Regions from separate parts of the Homo sapiens genome. Here region 1 is linked to region 2. Evidence: read pairs that join two places in POLR2A ChIA-PET (ENCODE). Cell type or tissue: PC-9. All regions are shown on one strand. Each heading gives the region's core, and the rest is flanking DNA. Links, peaks and the distances in the headings are about the cores only. Region 1 overlaps SPTB (spectrin beta, erythrocytic). Region 2 overlaps SPTB (spectrin beta, erythrocytic).

What was found. Peaks named below come from ENCODE experiments on the same cell type or tissue, not always from the same donor. Only the 100,000 strongest peaks of a DNase experiment are listed, where the experiment ranks them.
Region 1: POLR2A ChIA-PET joins it to region 2 with 6 read pairs; 2 of 35 experiments call an interaction of 5 or more read pairs at or near these places.

Annotation. Positions count from the first base shown.
Region 1 is chr14:64,805,340-64,808,255 of GRCh38, forward strand. The region is part of intron 2 of SPTB (spectrin beta, erythrocytic); the gene reads right to left. Among named protein-coding and RNA genes, the nearest start is that of MIR7855, 21 kb to the left of the region's middle. In PC-9, for the core only: no CTCF peak of the experiment used is centred there; DNase peaks (open chromatin) are centred at 492 and 1,352; H3K4me3 peaks cover 1,254 bases; H3K27ac peaks cover 1,929 bases.
Region 2 is chr14:64,859,631-64,862,546 of GRCh38, forward strand. The region is part of intron 1 of SPTB (spectrin beta, erythrocytic); the gene reads right to left. Among named protein-coding and RNA genes, the nearest start is that of SPTB, 19 kb to the right of the region's middle. In PC-9, for the core only: no CTCF peak of the experiment used is centred there; no DNase peak of the experiment used is centred there.

The DNA.
Region 1 (2,916 bases), core at 253-2,752, 54 kb before region 2:
ACCTCTAATTCAGCATCTGTTTCCCTGTATCAGTCAGACTACTCTGTACTGTTGTGCCATTGAATTCAGATTTCAGTGCCAGGCTTACCCATCAACCCATCAAATATTCGCTCTGCCTAGAATGCTGTCTCTCAACCCCTCCACTCTACCCCACCTCCTTCACTTAACACTAATTCATCCTTTAAGAGCCAGTATAAATGGCGCTTGGGTTGGGTCTCCCTTCATGTGCCCTGCTCCCTGCATTTACGTTTCCTTCTCTCTCCTAGATGCTCCCTGAGCCCAGGGAAATCTGTCTTGGTCACTTCTCTGTCTCCAGGGCCTGGAGCCTGGTGCACCATCAGTACTCCATAGCTGTATTGTGGCTGTCTGTACAAACATTGATTCTGTTCCTATTATGTGGCAGCGCTGTGCTAGGCCTGAGGACACACAGAGGTAAAACAAATTTCCTGCCCTCAAGGAGTTCCTGATAGGGGGAGGAAAATGATGAGCAAGGGAACAGGATATGTAGAATGTATGACTCATGTGGGGGTAAGGATAATGAAGGTTTGGGCTGAGGGCTGTCTGCGGCTTTACGCTATCTTTCTCAGCCCTGGGAAGGTGACATGACACCCCTATCCTAAATCAGCATCAGCCCAGTCCAAGCCCCTGGCCCATGCTGTACCAGTTCAGGTGGGGTACTTCTTACTGCCTCTGTACAAATAATGCTGGTGGTCTGTCCAAGTTAGGCACCAGCATTACCTGGGGAAGCTCAGACAAGATGCTGGAGAGAGGACAGAAGACTGGGATGGCACAAAAAAAAGAGAGAGAAAAGGATAGAGGAGGGGAGAAGGAGAAAAAAAGAAAAGTAGCAGAAAAGAAGAAAAACAAATAAGATAGAATTGAAGGTGAGAAGAGAGGAGTGAGCCCTCTCTGGATTTATGAACAGTTTGGTGGCAATTAGCTTCTGGGCACTTAGGTTTGAAGATTCAGGGAAGGAGGTGACTTGGCAGTGAGGCTGGGCCTGAGGGTTGTGGAGGATCCCTGGGGAGGGTACATGGCAGTGGAGGGGGAGATCACAGCCAGGACATACCTGGAGTGGCCTAGCCAGGAGCGGGGTCTGCCCGGTCGGAGCAGGCTGTGTGCTCGACTGAGCCTCAACCGTGAAAGGGCTGGCTTTTTAAATTATTAAATATCTTGATTCAACAATAACAAAAAGAGGAGCTTAGCCAGTTCTGCCTCAAGGGTAGAATCCTGGCAGTTCCTGAGGCTTGCTGCATCAGATGCCTTCCGGCTTCATGGCTATTTTGGTATTAGGAACTCAGACCCTTGATTCTTCTGTGCACTCATTGAGCAAATATTTACCGTACAACCGTCAGGTGCCAGGCCCTGGGTGGTGGTGGGGAACTCAAGGACAAGACTGATGGTCCCTATCCTTGAGGCAGACAGACTCTATTATAAATATGACGAGGGCTTGAGTCATACATGAAGAATGAAGAATTCTACAGCAGCCATCTAAATAAGACTTCCAAGAAGAGGAAAAGTACTACTACTGACTGTGAATCCTAAATACATGTAAAATTTAAACGGCATTCATTTATTCTGGGCCTCTGTGCAAAGTTTCAGCGAGAAAACTCCCCTTACCCTTTTGTCAACAGCAAATTAAACCACTTTCCTGATTTCAAATGCTGCTTCAGCGAAATGTAACTAAAGGGAGTTTGATGCCATACTGGACGGAAAGCAATTGCACTTATTTTGGGGCATTTTTAGATTCAACAGAGCCAGCCACAGTCCCACAGTTTTTTCCCTAGAAACCAGATCTATTCTTTAAGTAGCTAACCCTTCAGGTCAGGTGTGGAGCCTCTGACTAAGGGGGGTGAAAGTTTTAGCCCCTTTAGAGGTAGGTGTCCCCCAAAGTGAAAGTATTTCTTCCTCCTTTTCCTGTCTTTAAGAATGCAAACATTTCATTACGTGGGTGCTGAGAACTATTTATCTGTGCTTGGCAAAGGGTAAGGGAGTGATTCTAGCTGGGAACATGGATTAATTCTAGGCCACTGGGCTGGTGCATTTATTGGTGCAGAAATATCAGAAAGCACCCTTAGATCTCCCCAGTTTTTACCACATGAATGATGCCCCCTGGACCCTCAAACGTGGGAGCCACAGGTTTTGAGCACAGGCAGGTGGCCTCCTAGCTGCCTTTTATTTGAAGGCTGGAGTGAAATCACCCAGAATCCCCAGAGCCCCAAAACGCTTTGCAATGTTGAGACACAGAAAGATTTCGAGAGGCTAATGATGATTGGAAGGGGAGAAAAGGCCCCAAGGTGAGAGGCATTTCCATGAGCTGGCTGGCTCCAGCCGCCTGGCATTGGCATGCTCAGCACATTCACTCCCGCACAGCCCAGATGCTCATCCCAAGCCTTCCAAGGGCAGGAGAGGCGGTGGCCTGGAGCCAGCTAGGCTGGGAACCCTGGTAGTGTGGACAGGAAGAGAGGTGGCTGTACACTGGGCCTGCTGTCCCCAGGGGACCCAGGCCATCCTACTGGGACCCACCATGGGAAGGAGGCCTCAGCACAGCCCTGCCAGGAGCCAGGCCTTATTTCCAGAGCCCTAACCCTGCCAGTGCAGGAAGGGGGTGAGTCCACCAGCATGGACTGGCTGACAGCCTCTGCTGCCATCAAACCCCGGCATCTCATTCCTCTCTGTTCCTCTTTTCTTTTCAACGGAGTCTCGCTCTGTTGCCAGGCTGGAGTGCAGCGGCGCAATCTTGGCTCACTGCAACCTCCGCCTTCTGGGTTCAAGCAATTCTCTTGCCTCAGCCTCCTGAGTAGCTGGGACTACAGGTGTGTGCCACCACGCCTGGATATTTTTTGTATTTTTTAGTACAGACGGGGTTTCACCATGTTGGTCAGGATGGTCTTGATCTCTTGACCTCATGATCCA
Region 2 (2,916 bases), core at 200-2,699:
TTATTTGGGAGGCTGAGGTGGGTGGATCACTTGAGCCCAGGGAGACTCTGTCTCTCTCTCTCTGTCTCTCTCTCTCTCTCTCTCTCTCTCTATATATATATATATATGCATATAATTAGTATATGTATAAAAGAATATGGAGGAATATGCATCAAATTATGGTCCATGATTATCTGAGGGCTAAGAAAGGTGGATGATGAAGAACTTTCATTTTCTATGGTCTGTATTTCTGTAATATTTTACATTAGTAAAACTTTGTATTACATTTGTGATCAGAAAAAAAAAAATTAAGTGTTTCTGAAAAGACTGTGAATAAAAAGTTAAATCTCCCACCACATCTCAATGAGAAAAGGTAAAATTGCCTAAAACTTGAAGTCAGGTGCTTCCAACTGAATAAAATACTTTTCCCCCCTAGAATCTAAGAGAATTGCAGCAAATATGGCCTGATCCTTGAGCTTCTGACCTTCCCAAAAATAGTTTGGGATGGCAGGAGCTGGACTTCTTAGCAAAGAGTCCTCCTATTCACTGGGCAAGAAGGCAATCCCCCAGTGACATGAACCAAGCAAAGAAAGTATATTCACACCCAGAGAACTTTCAGGAAACAAGATCCTCTTATCACCATCAACCGGGAGTCTCATCTTTCACCCACTCATTGAATGAGCCCTTTTGTTTCCCCTAAAGGATCGTCATATATTCTTTCCCTGCTTCTACAGAACATCCTGGTGCCCCAGAATGGGGCACTGAGAGGCACAGGAGGAGTCCCAGTAAAAACTCAGTTGTCCACATTTCCAAGAGAAACAGGACCTGAGAGGGCAGGGCTCTGAGAAAAGGGAAGGAACACCCAGGTAGGCGCACATGTGTGGAAGCCAGGTCTGTGTTTTTTTTTTTATAACTATGCTTCAAAACTTACATGTGTGTGACTTATATTCTCATCCATATATCATATATCCCACAGTAGGACACTAAAAAAGAAAAAAGGATCGAGCCTGCCTCAGAACATTGTAGGACAGGTGCAATAAGTTCATCAGTCTGTCAACAAACACATCCTCAGTGCCAGGCACTGCTCTATCCACAAATAATAAGCACTGAACAAAAAGTCCCTGCCCTAAAGAAATAGGAATGCTTTTACGATGTTGGTGGGAATGTAAATTAGTTCAACCATTGTGGAAGACAGTGTGGCGATTCCTAAAGGATCTAGAACCAGAAATACCATTTGATCCAGCAATCTCATTACTGGGTATATACCTATAGGAATATAAATCATTCCTCTATAAAGACACATGCACATGTATGTTTATTGCAGCACTATTTACAATACCAAAGACATGGAACCAACCCAAATGCCTGTGAAAATGTGGTACATATACACCATGGAATACTATGCTGCTATAAAAAGGAATGAGATCATGTCTTTTGCAGGGACTTGGATGAAGCTGGAAGCCATTATCCTCAGCAAACTAACACAGGAGCAAAAAACCAAACACCGCATGTTCTCACTCATAAGTAGGAATTGAACATTGAGAACGCATGGACACAGAGAGGGGAACAACACACACCAGGGCCTATCGGGGGTTGGGGGTGAGGGGAGGGAACTTAGAGGACAGGTCAATAGGTGCAGCAAACCACCATGGCACATGTATACCTATGTAACAAACCTGCACGTTCTGTGCATGTATCCCATTTTTTTTAGAAGAAGAAATAAAGGAGAAAATAAAAGTGTCCCTGCCCTTGACAGCATACACTCAAGCCTCATATAAGTGGGGAATGCCACAGGGCCACCTATCATGGTTCTTTGTATGTGACAGGGCTCGGCAAGTGTTCTCGAAATGATACTGTGCATCTACAGCAGGGCACACACGTGGCTGCACTGACCGGCTCCCCCACCCACTTGATGCTTTCCAGCCTCCCAGAGATTTCCAGCATCTACCAACCCTTTCTCCATCCCTAGCTACCTCAGCATCCCCACTTTCTTTCCAAGGAATCTCCATCCTCTTGGCCTAAAAATCATGTTATTCACTGCACAAAACTTCCCTTGACCTCTCTCTCAAACCATCAAGTTCTCAGAAAAGCAATCTGCATTCATTGTCTTCTGCTCCTCGCCACGGCTTTCCTCTGTAGTTCCTGATCATCGAGTTTCATGCCTCCACGAAAATTGCTTTCTTGAGGGTCACTTGAGCCTCTTCCAAGGCTAACAGCCTTCACGTACTCCTTTCCGACGTTAGACACGATTAACCATCCTTTTCTCAAAGCTGAATTTCCACGGCCTTGGATTCTCCTGGCTCTTCATCCTCATTGTGCTGTGATATCACAATCACATTTACTAGATTCTCTTCCTACACCCACCCCTTCAATGTTGGCATTACCCAAAGTTAAGGCCTCTCTTCTCTCATGTGATCCTTTCCCCTTTCTGTGCTGAGAGCTGTCAAATCGACACCCCCAGCCCAGCCCCTCCTGGGCTCAACTTGCTACAGCAGCTCCACAGAACACGCTGCAGCTGCTTCCCACTTAACACAGTTAACACTGAATTCTTTCTTTGTACCTCCTCCCTACTCCCAGGGTGCCTCTTTCTTTTAAGACTTTAATCTCAGTAAATTAGCAACAGCAACCTCCTAGATACCTGAGCTAGAAAACTCCAGCCACTCTCAGCGGCTCTCTCCCTCCCCTCAAGTGCCAGTGGGCACCACACACCTACAAGTTTTTTAAGAACCTGCAAAAATGCTTTAAGACTTGAAAAATACTATAAATACAAAATTAAGATCATATAATCAAAATTAAGAATAATTCTAAAATGCTTTCAAATATTTCCGAGAACAAAAATGTTTTATTAGCCTGGGTAACGCAGTGAGACCCCATCTCTGTAAAAACATTTTTGTTCTTGGAAATATTTGAAAGGATTTTAGAATTATTCTTAATTTT